Linked DNA regions of Homo sapiens: region 2 is linked to region 1. A link is a loop called in an ENCODE intact Hi-C map of the cell type or tissue named here. Cell type or tissue: mammary epithelial cell. All regions are shown on one strand.

Region 1 (8,000 bases):
AGTTACATGAATGTTACATTGGGAAATAACACGACTGCAGTACTGTGGTGTGTTCCAGACACTGGATACGTCACCCGGAGAATCCAAGTCCAGCCAGCATGGGATTCTGGCCAAAAATATTGGCCAATAGGGCAAAGGTTACTGCAGTAAAAAAGTGCCTGCATGATTAATTATTCTGGTTAATATGTCTTCGATGATTGCATTTGATTTCCCAAACCACCCCAAATGTCCAGTCTGGACCTGGCTCTCCCCTGACATCCTCTTCACCTCCTGTACTTGCAAGGCCCCTGAAGAGTTAACTGTGTTTCCGTGAAACTCCATTCTCCACCCAGACAGAAAAACGCTCCTGCCAAAAATGACAAACCGAAGTGGCGGACACTTGCTGCCCTGAGCGCCCTGAGCACCTCAGGCTCGGAGCAGCCCCCAGCCAGGGCCCCAGGGCTCCAGGCATGGGACTCATTCATCTGAGTTAGGGCGACCCCTGCCCCTCTCTCTGGGTGAAGGACTGCTGATGGAGATGAACGAGAACCCAGCCAGGACCATTTTCCCCGTCTCACCTCTGGCTGTTTAAAGGGGAACCTGTTACAGAGCCTGCCTGGCCTTGAAGGCGCTCCTTGCTAGAAAACTCTAAGACAGAACGTGCCCGGTGTCTATTTTTGCAACCTGAGAAAATGTAGTAAAAATAAAATAGCGCCGCCGGCAAAGGTTTGGATGCCTCTACCCGAGCTCGCGCTGCCCAGAGCACAGCACGTTCCTAATTAATTCTTCCAGCAGTCGACTCCTAACTGTTCACTAACAGGTAGGGATCTCCTGGCTGCTGGGACAACCAGGACGCCGGGCTGCGGCTTGCAAGGAGGGCGCAGCTGCAACCTTCCTTCAGCTGCAGGACCCGCGGCTGCTCGGGGCTTGCAGGGCGCTGGACGCCGCCGGGCGCGGGGAGGCAGCGAGGCCCGGAGGCCGGGAGGCTGGGGCGAGCGGCGCGCGCGGCGCAACTCGCAAATCTATTAATTGCAGTCCTGTTGGTTTAAATGCCACGCATTCCCTGGAAAATAAATAAATTTAAAAAACCCTAACAACAACAAAATCTGCCAGGGGAAAAATGTGTTTACAACTAGTCAATCAATTGGGCGTTGCTGGCATCGCAGGGGGAATTACGAGCTCAGCACACGAATATTGCAGGCGGGTTCTGCCAAAAAGAAAAAAGAGAAGGGGGAAGAGAGGCAGGAGTCCCCGGATAACGAGGAGGAGCGCAGAGAGTGAGGAGTCGGCAGGGAAATTTTCAGAGTAAGAAGCTGCATCCCGGAGGATCGTTTTCTCCGTGGAAAATTTATCTTCACCTGATATTATTAAGAAACTGCAGCTCCCAGAAACAAATAGAATCAATGTGCTTTATTTTCTTTTAAGAGTCCTCAGGAACCAAGGGGGGCTGATAGCCAGGGTATTAAAACTCGAAAATTAGATTTTATCAGGATTTCTGAACTCAGATTTCTCTGTCTTATTGAATTAGCGCCTCCCGAGCTGGCTGGGCTCGCCAGCAGGTTCCTCTTGGAGTTGCCTGCTGCGCCCTCGCCGTGTGGGAAACTTGCCGCGGCGGGCGCGGGGCCCCTGGGGGCACGGGAGGGAGGGCGCTGGGGGCTCCCGGGGCTAGGGGGGATACTCAGCCCACCCCGGGGTTCCCTCTCCCTCCTCGGCAGGGGCGGCAGAGGGGGGTGAAATCTGCTTTCAGGGGAGAGTGGCGGTTGCCGGGAGGGAAAGGGAGCTTGGCCGGCGGGGTCACCTTCCCGTCCTCTGCCCCGGGCGGGGTCCAGCGGGCGCCCCGCGCTCACTGTAGCCTCGGCGGGCCTCTTAATTCCGGCGGCCCGGGTGTCCCCCCGCTCCGGAGCGGGCCCTTTATCCGGCCCCTGGGTCCCCGCCCGCGGGAGCCCTGGAAAGTTGGGCGCGGGAGGCGGGGCGCGAGCAGCAGCTCCCGGGTGGGTCCCGGCGGGCCGCGGGCGGGGTCGAGGCCGGGGCCAGGGTCGAGTCAGTGCTTCGGGCCGGCTGCGAGCCCTGTGCCTAGGACACCGACGACCCGGCAGCCCCGCAGCTGCTTTTCGTCTTCCCAAAGTTGCGTGCAAGCCACGGCAGCAATTAATAATTAAGCCCGTAATAAAGGCCCGGCCGGGACTGAGGCGCCCCCTTTTTCGGCACTGCCTCTCTTAATTAAAAGACACAGAGCAGGGCGCCCAGGAACTGGCTGTATCCTTTGCCCCGGCGCTGCCGCCTGTGGCGACCCGGCCGCCGCCGCCCCCAGCCCAGACGGCCAACTTACTCCGGAGCGGGCGGACCCCGCGAGCCCGCGGTCCTCTCTTCCCGCCTTCCCGCCGCCTCTGCTCCCCCCACCTGCGCGCCGCTCAGTTCCAGGTTCGACTCCACGCCGGCCCCAAACCAGTGCCTGCGCCCCCTCACCTCCCGACCCCCTCCCGGCGCCGGGAGAAGTTTCCAGCCGGACTGGCCGGGAGTTTCTCTGTGCAACTCACAGGCTCCCAGTTTGCAGAGAGATGGGAGGGCACGGGATGGGGGTGGCTCTAAGCGGTGGCGGTGGAATTGGGGTGGGGGAGAGGCGCGGGAGCAGGGTTAGTTTCCTTTTCCGAGACACATCCGAGCATCCTTGCAACATCCCTCCCCGACACACACACACACACACACACACACACACACACACACACACACACACTCTGTCTCTCTCTCACACACACACACACACACACTCTCACACACACGACGGAAAGGACCCGGGGGAAGCTGGCCAGAAAGACAAGCTACCCCTTTAAGATGCTGCTAAGAACGCACCCTCACACACCCCTCTGGGGCGACTCCAGTTCTCAGCTCGTAGCAGCCGCCACCAAACAACTTTTGCATCCGAGCCTTTGCCGGGCCGCTGTAAGTGGCTCCCGGGCCCGGGCAAGCCTGCATGGTCACCGAAGCCCTTTAAAAATGAAACCGGCCTGGCCAAGCTGCAGCCTCTCCCCCCGCCCGCCTCCCGGGCTCTCCCCGCCCGCCTTACCCCGGCTCGGAGCGGCTTCCCGGCGCGGAGACCTGGGAGGGCCGAGGACCGCCACCCTCCGGCGCTGCGCCTCCCCCCTCGGGCTGGCGCTGGGTGGGGGCGCGGGCCGAGGGCTGCGAGCCGCTGCTCCTTCCCCGCGCCGCTCCCGCCGCTGTGGCCGCCGCCGCCGCCGCCGTCAGATCGGGGCCAGGGAGCCCTCCGGCCGCCGGGGGGGCCGCCCGCAGCCGTCCCGGAGACGCGGGCCGGGGGAGGGGGCCGCCCGCGCCGCCCGCATCGCCCGCCCGGGCTGAGCGGGAGGTCGCCGCTAACAAGTGCAAACTTTTTGGCCCCCCTGGGCGGCCCGGGGAGGACCCGCGCTCGGGCGCCGGGCAGCCCCCGGCCCGGGTGGGCTTCGCGGCGTCTCGTCGGGGAGCCGGGGCATCCCCCCGGCGCGGCGCGGGCCAGATGGCGGGCGCTTCACTGCCCCCCTGCACTCCGCTCCAAGTTAATGCCGAGGCTAAATCCTCTTGCCATCACTCACGATCACCATCGGGGCTTTTATCTCTCGGTCTGATCCGGGCTGCGTAACTTCCTCTGTGTGGCTTTAACACACCATCCCACCACGGAGCAACGGTCTTCTTAAAGGTGCAGGAAGGAAATATTGCGCGGCTCGGGGGACGCGCCACGGCCCGGGGAGGGGCGCGGCGAGCAGGGGCGTCCCGGCGGGCCCGTGGCCAGGGTGGCCCCGGCAGCCTCTGGGGGGTCGCTGCCTAAACATCGCCTCCCGGCCCGGGGGCCAGCGGGTCCCTGCGCCCAGAGCGCATCCTCAGCCGGCTCCGGTCAGGCGCAGCCGGGCTGCAGCTTCCTCTTCCAAAACCCGGGGGCCTGCCGGGGTGCCAGCGCCCATGGGTGTGGGGGCTGCCCCATCGGCACGAGGGAGGGGGGCCAAGTGAGTCAGTTCCCCCACCCCCCACAGCCAAGGGCTCAGGGCTGCTCCTCGGTCTCTCTCTGTGAAGTGCTGCCACCCAGAAGGCCCCAAGCAGTGGGTACCGGGGTGGGTGGGTGGATTTGGGGAGATGGGGAGGGGGAGCGATCTGAGCGCACAACCAGAGCCTGAATACCAGCTGACACATCGCCGCCTCCACCCTGATGGGCCCTGCTTTTGACGAAGCCAAGCCAGCTCTGCAGGGAGTGCAGAGTAGTGGGGCAGGAGGGGCCTGGCTGAGGGGTTCTCTGTCTCCCTCCCCTGCAAGCATGGGAGGCAGGTGTGGGAGGGCTCCGGTAGCAGCAGCCCCGGGCAGAGGCCACCGAGTTCACAATATCATATCCGGCAGCCCTGGGCTCTCTGATCCCCAGGAGGTTTCCTGCCAGCCTGCCTCCCAGGGCTTCTGGGAGAGTTTCCACATCTTCCAGAAGCACATGTGGTTTTCGGACACTCCTGGCCTCCTGGGGTGGGCTCACTGCAGCCTTGAGCAGCCAGCACTGTCATTTGGATGCATCAAGAACAAAGGGCCTGAGGACAGACAGAGAGAGAGGCAGAGAGAGAGAGACCAGCCCAAGGTCACAGAGGGTGTTGGGAATGGAGCAAGACATGGCACCTCAGTGCCCCGCCCTGCTGCCACCCTTCACCTCCACCTTAACCCTTCCCTGTTCTCAGCTGCCCTGAAAACTGGAGACGGAGTTATACTGCTGAATAATATTTGGAATCTTGTGACAAAACAGGAAGAGGATGCAGAATTAAAGACTGTCATCTGCTGTAATAATAATAATAATATATTTATTGAACACCTGTTTTATGCCAGACTCCATGCAAACCAGTTTGTGTGCATTATTCACTGAATCTTCGCCAAAGCCCTGTGACTTCACTGCTAGTAGCAAAGCCTCAAGTTAGAGATGTTAAGTAACTTGCCCAAGGTCACATAGCTAAGGATTGTGGCCGGGGAGGCAGGGCTTTTGGGTTTCTGGGTGATGCTCTCTCACTGGCCTGGCTGGCTGGTGAACTTGGAACACGGCCCAGACTGCTTTGGGGCTCAGTTTCCCCATATGTGAGATATGAACGGTAAATCCTTCTTTTTTCAAAGAGGGGTCAAAAAACAGGGCCATTGTGTGCCTCTACCTGCACATGCTCTCAGATGCCTACCACTGGAGATGGGCCTATCTCACCAAGCAGCCCAGGAAGGCAGACATGGGCCCACCCCTGGTTACCTGTTCTATGCAGGAGGAAGCTCCTTGGGAGAAGAGAACAGATCTTGGTGGTTTGATTTTTAAGCATTCAGCCTGCAGGCAGCAGTGAAGGGCAGGGTGTGGGGCTCCTGCACAGGGTGAGTGATGACCAGGGTCAGCCCTCAGCCTGCTGTCACCCCAGGGCATGGTCATCAATCCCTGGGAACCACCCTGCTCCTCCATCATCACTGTGGACTGGATGCTGTCAGGAATGGCCAAAGAGATGGAGGAGCTGCTTCTTACTTGTAGTTCATCTAAACACAGTGGAGGAACCAGGGGTGCCTCCTCCCTAGCACTGCCAGGATGGTTTCAGTGACCCATATGTAAAGATATGTGCCACTAGAAACAATTTTTAACATGCCTCCCTGCCAGCCCCCACCTCACCAATACTCCCTGCCTCTGCAACAAGCTGATGCCAACAGGCTTTTTTTCGGGGACCTATGCCAGAAGCTGTCTTCTGGTTTCCTCATTTCCAGACCCCAGGATAATGGAAAGAGCACCGCACTGAGAGTTGGGATAATGGGCTTTTCTTGGCTCAGCCCTTACCATGCTGTGTGGCTGGGGGAGATCCCTTCCCTGCTCTTGGCTTCAGTTTCCCCATCTGCACGATGAGGGGATTTGTCCAGGAGGGTGGTCCCTCTGCTATGATCCTGAGTTGACCGCACTCCACAGCAGCCTCCAGGAGACGATGTTCCTTTCAAGTGAACCATAAAGCACTTATTTTCCAAGATAGGGAACAAATAGGATTTCAGCCTTGCGGGGACCAGGTGGTTGACGGACATTCATTTTTAAACTTCATTAAGGTAACTTCTGATAAATGACCTTTTTTCTGGCAATGAAAAGAAGCTGAGCACCAGGGGCAGGAAAGTGTTAATGAATCTCCCTGAAAATAACCGCTGGCTCCCCTCTCACCAGCAGCCTAATCATCCCCTTCACTGGTGGGATTTTGGCTCCAATGCACAGTTTTAATTTGAATTGTGTATGTGGAATTTGCTATCAAAAAGCATCTGCAGAACAATGCACTTAATTTTATTCCATCTATATTTTTGAAAAGGATTTGTATATAACCATACATATGTATGATTATATACATATGATTGTATATAAGTCCACTATATATATGGACACATCCGTTATATATGTGGACGATGAAGACATACACCAAAGTATGAACAGGGGAGATGAGGGGGGACCAATGTGCTTTATTATAGATATCCTCTCTGGGTTGCCTGACTCCTTTACAATGAGGAAATTTGCATGGTATAGATGAGTAACAGGAAATTATAAAGTCACAAGCAAAAATAATCTACTAGCTTTGTAACGAGAGGTAACAGATGAGGTCCAGGCCCTCTGGGGACTTCCAAGAGGAGGCAAGTCCTGATGCAGACAGACAGACAGACAGAAGAAATGAGCTCACATTGCTGATTTAAGTCAAGTGCAAGCTCAAAGGACACCCCCTACCAAGTTCTCACCCCTCTCCTCGCTCACTCTGTTCACTTATGCCAGGCCACGATTTTGATTCTTCGACAAACTCTTTGTCCCCTTGACCTTGAGCAGTTGAGACGCAGCTGTTAGGGAGGTGGTAAGATGCTGTGCCCAGGACCATCTAGGGGTATTCAAGACATCCTGGGGCCCCTTCTACTGCCAAGGTAGGCGCAGGGGGAACCTGCCTTCCCCAAGGTGACACCTCTAGGCAGTGGCAGAGGCTACTAGAAGCACTCTGACCCCTCCCTGTCAGTCCTCAGCTCTAATCTCTAGACCATACTCCCATTAATTATTATGACTGTATTAATCATACATGTGATTAATTCAGTAATGGTGATTCATAATTGATTGCATTTTATATGGCGCCTTTCATCCACACATCTCCCAAGATGTGTACTGCCTACAACAAGAGACACATAAAGTGGAACGTGTTCTTTGCTTGCCTGCATTTTGTTGGATAAACTTCTCTTCGGAGACGCAGGGGGCTAATGGCCTTCGAGCACACTGAGCTTGCCAGTCCCAGCTCCGTGCCCATCTCCCTGAGTACTGCAGCTCAGCGGCACCCTGCCTTTCCCGGTGGCGGCCATACCGTAGGAGTCGTGCAGACTCCACCTCCTTGGCAGGCAAGTCGACCTAGGCCCCAGGCTGCCGGGCAAGGCCAGCCTGCCCCGGCTGGGAGGCAGTGCCACAAAGCGGCTTGGATGAGGGCTCTAGAGCCTGACTCTCTGGGTATGAGTCGTGCCTCTCCTGCTAATTAGCTGTGCAACCTTGAGTAAGTTACTTCCCTCTCTGCCTCACTTTACCCAAATGAAAAATGGGATTGTAATAGTCTCCATCTTCCTAGAGTTATGGTAAAGATCAAATAAAATGATGGACAGAAAGCAATTCGAACGTGGCACACAGTAAGTGCTCAATAAATGTGAGCAGCCATTGTGGAACCTTAGGCCTGGTTCCAGCACCAGCAGCTCTGCGACTCGACTGGGCTCTTCCCTGCTCTGGATCTCAATTTTCTCAGCTGTGAAATGGGATGGTGGCTGAACCTTGTTGGTTCTTCCAGATCTTAAATGAGCACTTAATACAGTCACAGTTGAAATTTGGGGCTTCAGAGTCAAGCAGCCCTGGGGTCCCATTCCCGGCTATGTGACTCACCTTGCCAAGGCTCATTTGTTTCACCTGGAAAATGGAGGTTAGAATGGTCTCCAATACCTAGGCTTGGTCTAAGGATTTAGTGAACTAATGCTTGAAATCGATTTGGCTTCTAGAAAGTGCT
Region 2 (8,000 bases), 400 kb after region 1:
GAGCTGGACTGATCTCTTTCTCCCTGGCACACAGCTGCAGTTGGCACACCTGTGATGGCTCCATCTCCTTCTCAGGCCTTCACCACCCCCGCCATGGTTTGTCTTATTCTCCCCCTGCCCACCATTGTTCCCTCTCCCCCACATCCCTGCAGGGCCAATTGCTGTGCTGGACACAGGATTTATCCCTTGGGATAATTGCCTGGCAGTTCCTGCCCGGGAGAACTGATCACTGCACCCACGCTCTGCCCCTGTGGCTGCTCATCAAACCTTAGTGCACACTCTCATTTATTCAGCACTCACAAGACACTGGTGCAGACACGTTGCTGGACGTTGAGGATACCATGACACAGACAGACACAGAACTCACAGTCCAGCCAGGGAGGCCAAAATTAAATGAACACGATGTAATCACAGCCGGTCACGGTGGCTCTCGCCTGTAATCCTAGCACTTTGGGAGGCCGAGGTGGGTGGATCACCTGAGGTCAGGAGTTCGAGACCAGCCTGGCCAACATGGTGAACCCTGTCTCTACTAAAAATACAAAAATTAGCTGGGCATGGTGGCATGCATCTATAGTCCCAGCTACTCAGGAGGCTGAGGCAGAATCACTTGAACCCAAGAGGTGGGGGTTGCAGTGAGCTGAGATCAAACCACTGCCCTCCAGCCTGGGTGATAGAGCGAGACTCTGACTGAAAAAAAAAAAAAAAAAAAAAAGATGTAATCACCCACTTTGATCAAGCGTGCTGAAAAAGGGAATTAATGCTGGGACCTGGTTTCCTTTGGGAATCTCTGAGGGATCCCGCCAAGCAGAGACAGGGGTTGAAGAGGAGCTGAAAGGTGGGGACTCCACGTGTGCAGGGCTGGGAGCAGGAGGTCGGCCCAGCAGGAGCTGAAGGAGGGCTACGCGGCAAGAGCATGGGGAGCATAGGTGCAGACACCCAGGAGGAAGGGGGGCTAGGCACAGCCTTGGGGGCCAGGGCAAGGATACAGATTTTATTCTAAACTCTCTTCTATCACTGTTCGTGCTGCATTTCATGGCAGCACCCAAAGCTGAAGCTGATGTTGCTCTCAAGACACAATGTGTTTCTGTGCCCTGGGAGCAGGAGTTACGGGGGGAGGCTTTGTTTTCTTATCCCCTGCCCCTCCCCGATGTTTGTAACATTACGAGGTCCATGTTAGGCAGAGAAGGAACATTCCTGGATTGATGATTGATTGATTGATTGATTAGCTGATGCTGACTGATCATCTTGTTCTTATGCAGCAGAAGGGGATACGTCATCGTGAAGGACACTGAGTCCTCTGGAAGATGTGGACATCTCCACCCGTGTTGTGTAGAAAGTGTTAGGCGCTCCTTCAGAGCAGGGCTACAGATTAGGATGGAAGGTAGTTTATTTACAGGCAAAGTAGTGTTTCTTGCCGTACTACTTGATTCCCCAGCAGAATAGATGCTATTTAAAATGCTTTCAGATATGCTAGCATCAAAATTTACCCTATTTCCAATACACCTTGAAAACCGCATAAAATGTGGAGTTTATTAAAATAGAGTGGATTTATCTCTACATTCAAAAGAAAAGGCTGGAAGCAGAGACCAGGAGATGGTGATGAAAAAGCGTGCATTTATACTTGATGCTCTTTTTCCTTTTCGTCACGGGAACAGCTCTTTTCTCTCTCACTTGTTAATAACAAACTCATTCCTCCCAGACCCGGGTGACCCATTCCCAGAATGCCATGTGGTCTCCTAGTTGCCGTCTTCTTTGAGAAATGCCACAGATCTTGTCTAGGGAAGGACCAGATAGATAATGGTAAAGGGTAGTCTCATGGAAAACTCCAGAGGGAAAAGCTAGAATGCTGATCCAGAAAGGAAACTGAGCGGGAAGGACAGGCACAAGTGAGGCCACAGAAACAGAGCTAAGCAGGGTAGGACAGAGACTTAACAAAAAACCTGGGAATGCCAAAACTGGGATTGGAATGGTGAGTGCCTAAAACTTGAGAAAGATAATCTCTCAGATAGAAGAAGAGAAGGAGGAGGAGGAGAGAGGAGGAAAGGGTAGGTGGAGAAGGAGGAAGAGGAGGGAAAAAAGGAGGAGGAGGACAAGGAGGAGGAGGAAGTCTGGACCCAGTAGGGTAAAGGTAAATTGAACTTACCAGCCAAAAATACAAATAGGTTCAAGAAAGTTTTCATAAAATATTTAGAACTAGGAAGGGCCTCAGGAATTATCTAGTCTGGTGGCGTTAAACATTATTTTTGGTTAATTTTAGCATCAGAGCCAGGCATGGTGGCTGAGGCCTGTGGTCCCAGCTACTTGGGAAGCTGAGGTGGGAGGAATGCTTAGGCCCGGGAGGTCGAAGCTATAGTGAGGTGTGATTGCACCACTGCACTCCAGCCCAGGCAACAGAGTGAGTCCCTGTCTCAAAAAAAATAATTAATTAATTAAAAATAAAAATAAAAGGTTACCATCAGGACTATTTTCTTCAAAAGAAAATTGCAGACTGGGCAGTGGCTCATGCCTGTGATCCCAACACTTTGGGAAGCCGAGGCAGGCAGATTACTTGGGGTCAGGACTTCGAGACCAGCCTGGCCAACATAGTGAAACCCCGTCTCAACTAAAAATGCAAAAGAAATTTTTTTTTTTTGAGACGGAGTTTCACTTTTGTTGCCCAGGCTGGAGTGCAAAGGCACGATTTCGGCTCACTGCAACCTCTGCCTACCAGGTTGAAGCGATTCTCCCGTCTCAGCCTCCTGAGTAGCTGGGATTACAGATGTGTACCACCACACCTGGCTAATTTTTGTATTTTTAGTAGAGATGGGGTTTCATCATATTGGTCAGGCTGGTCTCAAACTCCTGACCTCAGGTGATCCGCCCAGCTCGGCCACCCAAAGTGCTGGCATTACAGGTATGAGCCACCGCACCTGGTGGCAAAGCACTGATTTCTACCCCTCACACTACAGAGGAAGCAGCAGTGGCTGAGGGGGTGGAATGGAGCCCCAGGCCGGCCAACTCCATGCTCACTTCTCCCGGGGAGATGACAGCCACATATCTGCATGGTGCCTCGGGCCTTACCAATGCCCACTGACTGTTGTCCAGCAACTCTGACCAGGTGCTCTGGCCAGACGGTGTGGGGTGGAGTCGGGGAGCCCCAGCCTGGCTCCTACAGCTGGGGCAGGCTGGCTTGCCCCTCTGCCCTCTGTCTGCCCATCTGTCTGGTGGGGATAATCACAGTACCCTCTGGGGTGGGCTGTGATCTGAAGACAGAAGAGAAAGACACACCCAGGGAGGGCAGGACAGCTGGGGACATGCTCAGGGTGGAGATGGCACCGACGCTGAAGCTCTCCCATCCCACCTGCCTTCACATCTTCAGAGGGTGGCTGTGAGAATTAAATGAGTGAAGGCTTTGGAAGCACCAGCCCCGCGTCTGGCATGAAGTAAGCACTCAATAGACCATAGTTATTATTATTATCATCATCATCATTATTATTATTTTATTATTTCGAGACAGGGTCTTTTCTGTCGCCCAGGCTGGAGTGCAGTGGCGTGATCACGGCTCACCGCAGCCTCGACCTCCCAGGCTCAAGGGATCCTCCAACTTCTGCCTGTTGAGTAGCTGGGATTACAGGCCCGAGCCACCACATCTGGCTGATTTTTGTATTGTTTGAGGAGATGGGGTCTGGTCATGTTGCCCAGGCTGGTCTGAAACGCCTGGCTTCAAGTGATCCTCCTACCTCGGTCTCCCAAAGTTCTGGGATTACAGACGTGGACCAGGATGCCTGGCCATCATCATTATTTTATTTTTTATTTTTATTTTAGTTTTTAGCTCTGCAATGTTCCCAGCAATGGCCGTCATCATAGTTCTAACACTGTTATCGGTACTGAGCCTCGGGATAGGACCCCAGGGGGGTGGGCCATTATCATTACGGTGTTGCCATTTTACAGGTGCAGAAACTGAGGCACAGAGAGGCCAAATCATTTTCCCAACGTCCCAGAGCTTGTGAGTGACAGAAGCCAAGTGGTTTCTGGATTTCCTTCCCCGGGCTCAGTCCACCACAGCAGGGTGTGAGGCGAGGGGAACGTGGGCTCCCCACGACCCACCCAGTTCCCAGCGAGGTCCGCCGCTGGCTCTCAGGTCCTCCCGGGTGGCTCCTGGGAGGCGCCGGGCGGGGCTGTCTTCTGTGGGACTGTGCCGCCCTCTGGTGGCCGCATGGCAGAACTCCGCCGGCAGCCAGGCCCGCCAGAGGGCCGCGCGCCCTTGGCCGCCACTGTTCCATCCTAGCCCCTCCTCACCCCGGCGCTGCGGACACCCCACGTCGTCCACACGATGGCCCCGCCCCGCCTGGAACAGATGGCAGCCACTGCCGGGGCAGCCTACAGGCCTAGCCAGGCGCCGGGGCCAGGGCGAAACCAGTGCCGCCCTCCCAGTGGCTGGGTCAAGGCGCAACGTGGAATCCCCACGTAGATGCCTTGGCCCAAGTGTGCAAGCGTGTGTGCGTGTGTGTGAGTGCGTGTGTGTGCTCCTGTGTCAGGATCATGTGAAGGCAGCATAAATAGGTGAGAAGGAAAACAGCAAGGCAGGATTCCAGTGCAAACTGTGTACCCTGTCACCTACAAATTCAATGCCACACTGAGTGGGGATTTAGGGAAATGTTGGGACTCTTTCCTGGTGTGTGTTTTGCAGCTACCAACATCATCATTGCAAGTTTTTAAAGCCAAGGAAACACACAGGAGTGTAAATTGGTACAACGACTCAGGAAATGTTTGGCTGCTGAAGTGAAATATACATGTGCCCTGAGACCCAGCAGCTCCATGCCTGGGTGTGCACACGGAAATCTGGACATACACACACACACACACACACACACACACACACTTAAAAAAGACAGGCACAGGGATGTTTATGGTTGCTGTATTAGTAATGACCCAAACCTGGAAGCAACCCAAATGCTCATCAATAGCAGAATGGGCCAGGCATAGTGGCCCATGCATGTAATCCCAGCCCTTTGGAAGGCCTAGGTGGGAGGATCACTTGAGCCCAGGAGGTGGAGGCTGTACTGAACCTAAATCACACCACTGCATTCCAGCCTGGATGACAGAGAAAGACCCTGTCTCAAAAAAAAAAAAAAAAAAAGAGTAGATTGGATGAACAAATTGTGGTAGTCATATATAGTTCATATAATGAAATATTATACTGCAGTGAAAAAGAACTACATGTTGGCCAGGCACAGCGGCTCATTCCTGTAATCCCAGCACTTTGGGAGACCAAGGTAGGAGAATCAGTTGAAGCCAGGAGTTTGAGACCTGCCTGCAACCTAGTGACAGCCTGTCTCTATAAAAAAATAAAATAAAAACATTTCAATTAGCCAGGTGTGGTGGCATGCACATGTGGTCCCAGCTAGTCAGGAGGCTGGTGGGAGGATTGCTGGAGCCCAGGAGATCAAGGCTGCAGTGAGCTATGATTGCACCACTGCACTCCAACCTGGGCAACAGAACGAGACCCTGTCTCAAAAAAAAAAAAAAAGAACTACGGTAATAGCATAAGCAGATGTCAGACATAGTATGGAGCAAAAGATGCTAGACCCAAACTTCCCACTTACATGAAGTTCAAAACCAGGTCTAAGGGCCAGATGTGGTGGCTCACATCTGTAAGCCCAGCATTTTGGGAGGCCAAAGCGGGCAGATTACCTGAGGTTGGGAGTTTGAGACCATCCTGGCTAACACGGTGAAACCCCGTCTCTACTAAAAATGCAAAAAATTAGCTGGGCTTGGTGGCGGGTGCCTGTAGTCCTGGCTACTCGGGAGCCTGAGGCAGGAGAATGGTGTGAACCCAGGAGGCAGAGCTTGCAGTGAGCCAAGATTATGCCACTGCACTCCAGCCTGAGCGACAGAGCAAGACTCCATCAAAAAAAAACAAACAAAAAAAAAACAAACAAAAAAAACAAATTAGCTGGGCATGGTGGTGGGCCCGGGAATCCTAGCTACTCGGGAGACTGCAGCAGGAGAATCACTTGAACCCGGGAGGCGGAGGTTGCAGTGAGTTGGGATCACATCACTGCACTCCAGCTGGGGCAGCAGAGTGAGACTCCATCTCGAAAAAAAAAAAAAAAAAAAAAAAAAGGCCTAAGGTATCTATGGCGATACACATCAGAATAATGGTTACCTCCAGCAGGGTGAGGCCTTCTGACTGGAAGCAGTATAAGGGTGCCTTGGTGGGTGGGGGAGGGGGATACTGGGAAGGTTCTAGATTTTATTCTGGATGGTGTTTATCTAGGGGTAAAATCTCACCAAGCTGTACATGTAAGACTATCCTGCTTTATTGTTTGTCTGCTAACCTTAAAAATGGCCAGGCATGGTAGCCCGTGCCTGTAATGCCAGCACTTTGGGAGGCCAAGGTGGGAGGATCATTTTAGATCAGGAGTTTGAGACCAGTCTGGACAACATAGTGAGACTCCGTTTCTACAACATTAAAACAAACAAACAAAAAATTAGCCAGGCGTGGTGGCATGCACCTGTAGTCCCAGGTATTTGAGAGGTTGAAGCAGGAGGATCACTTGAGCCCAGGACCTTGAGGCTGCCGTGAGCTATGATTGTGCCACTTCACTCAAGCCTGGGTGAAAGAATAAGATCCCATCTCTCAAAAAAAAAAAAAAAAAAATCAGGCCAGGCACAGTGGCTCATGCCTGTTACCCCAGCACTTTGGAAGGCCGAGGCAGGTGGATCATGAGGTCAGGAGCTCAAGACCAGCCTGGCCAACATGGTGAAATCCCGTCTCTACTAAAAATAGAAAAATTAGTCGGGCACAGTGGCATGCGCCTGTAATCCCAGCTACTTGGGAGGCTGAGGCTGGAGAATCGCCTGAACCCAGGAGGCAGAGGTTGCAGTGAGCCAAGCTCACACCATTGCACTCCAGCCTAGGCAACAGAGCAAGACTCTGTCTCGAAAAAAAATAAAAAATCAAAGAAAAACTTTAAGAACAACCTAGAAATAAAAACCCAGAGACAACGAAGGAAGGGGAGGGGTGCCGGGCTCATTGCTGGCAGCAGCTCTGAGCAGAGGGGACTTAGGGCTGTGATCAGGTGGACTTAGGATTGCTGTAGGGTCTCACTGAGATAATGCTGGTGAAGTACAGGTACAGAGAAGTCCCAGGCATACTGGCTTCTGCTCATTGTTTTCAAAACCCCAGAGGGTCCTCCTAGACCTCTTCCTTTTATGAAACACACTTAATTTCCTAGTTCGAAGCTACAGAATAGGATTGTAGCTTCCCCTTCCTCCCTTCTTTTTCCTTGTCTGTATTTTTGCATTTTTCTACAATAAATGTGTTATAACTTTTGTGATATGAAAAAAAGCAATAAGAGCTATTTTAATTAAAGGAAAAAAGCTGTGTGTGCAGATTCTGATTTGTGGAGTTTGCAGAAAGGCAGACTCTAAGAGCATTAAGGTTATTTGAGTCAGGGAAAGAGTTGGGGGTTTGGAGTCTTTTGGCCAAAACTGCCTCTGCCTGCTTCTCCTGTCTGGGAGGTAGCAGCCTTTTTATTGATACAAATGCAAGAGCAGCTGCCTCCATGAATCATCAGATTGCACCCTCCCTTAATTGCTTACTCAACTAAGTGCTTTGCAGACTTTCCCTTCTCAGCTTTGTAACAAGTTAGAAGTCAGGTACTACTATCAATTTCATTTAGAGGAGGAAGCAACTGAAGCATGGCGTGGTGCACGCCACACAGCTAGTAAATGTCTGGCTTATAGTGGCTTTGGTGACAGTGGCTTAGATGGCTGGCCCTGGGTGGCCGTCAGGAGCTCCACTGTCCAGTCCTGACCTTTCTCTTGCCTGGATGTTCTGCAGACCCCTACCTCTACCTGGCTCATCCTTCCTGGAAGCTGTAGTAGAAGCATATATTCCCTGTCTTACAAGGTCAATCACCATTATTATCCCCATTTTACACTCAAAAGCACAGGTTTAAGAGCATTTAAATAACTTGCCCAAAATCCCCTAACCCATAAGTGACAGTGCAGTG

What was found. A loop is a pair of places that touch in the nucleus more often than their neighbours do. Peaks named below come from ENCODE experiments on the same cell type or tissue, not always from the same donor. Only the 100,000 strongest peaks of a DNase experiment are listed, where the experiment ranks them.
Region 2: a loop joins it to region 1, with 5 times the contacts of the local background. A loop is called at or near these places in 26 of 110 quality-filtered maps.

The regions. Positions count from the first base shown.
Region 1 is chr9:132,157,283-132,165,282 of GRCh38, reverse strand. NTNG2 (netrin G2) reads right to left here and starts at 3,225. Exons shown (of 8, transcript NM_032536.4): 1 at 3,044-3,225. It overlaps LOC124902291 (a long non-coding RNA gene), which reads left to right and starts at 3,583. Exons shown (of 2, transcript XR_007061826.1): 1 at 3,583-3,667; 2 at 4,680-4,825. In mammary epithelial cell, no CTCF peak of the experiment used is centred here; DNase peaks (open chromatin) are centred at 2,862 and 3,612; H3K4me3 peaks cover 1,789 bases; H3K27me3 peaks cover 1,707 bases.
Region 2 is chr9:131,758,820-131,766,819 of GRCh38, reverse strand. No RefSeq gene overlaps it. Among named protein-coding and RNA genes, the nearest start is that of RAPGEF1, 23 kb to the right of the region's middle. In mammary epithelial cell, a CTCF peak has its summit at 4,191 (motif pointing left); no DNase peak of the experiment used is centred here.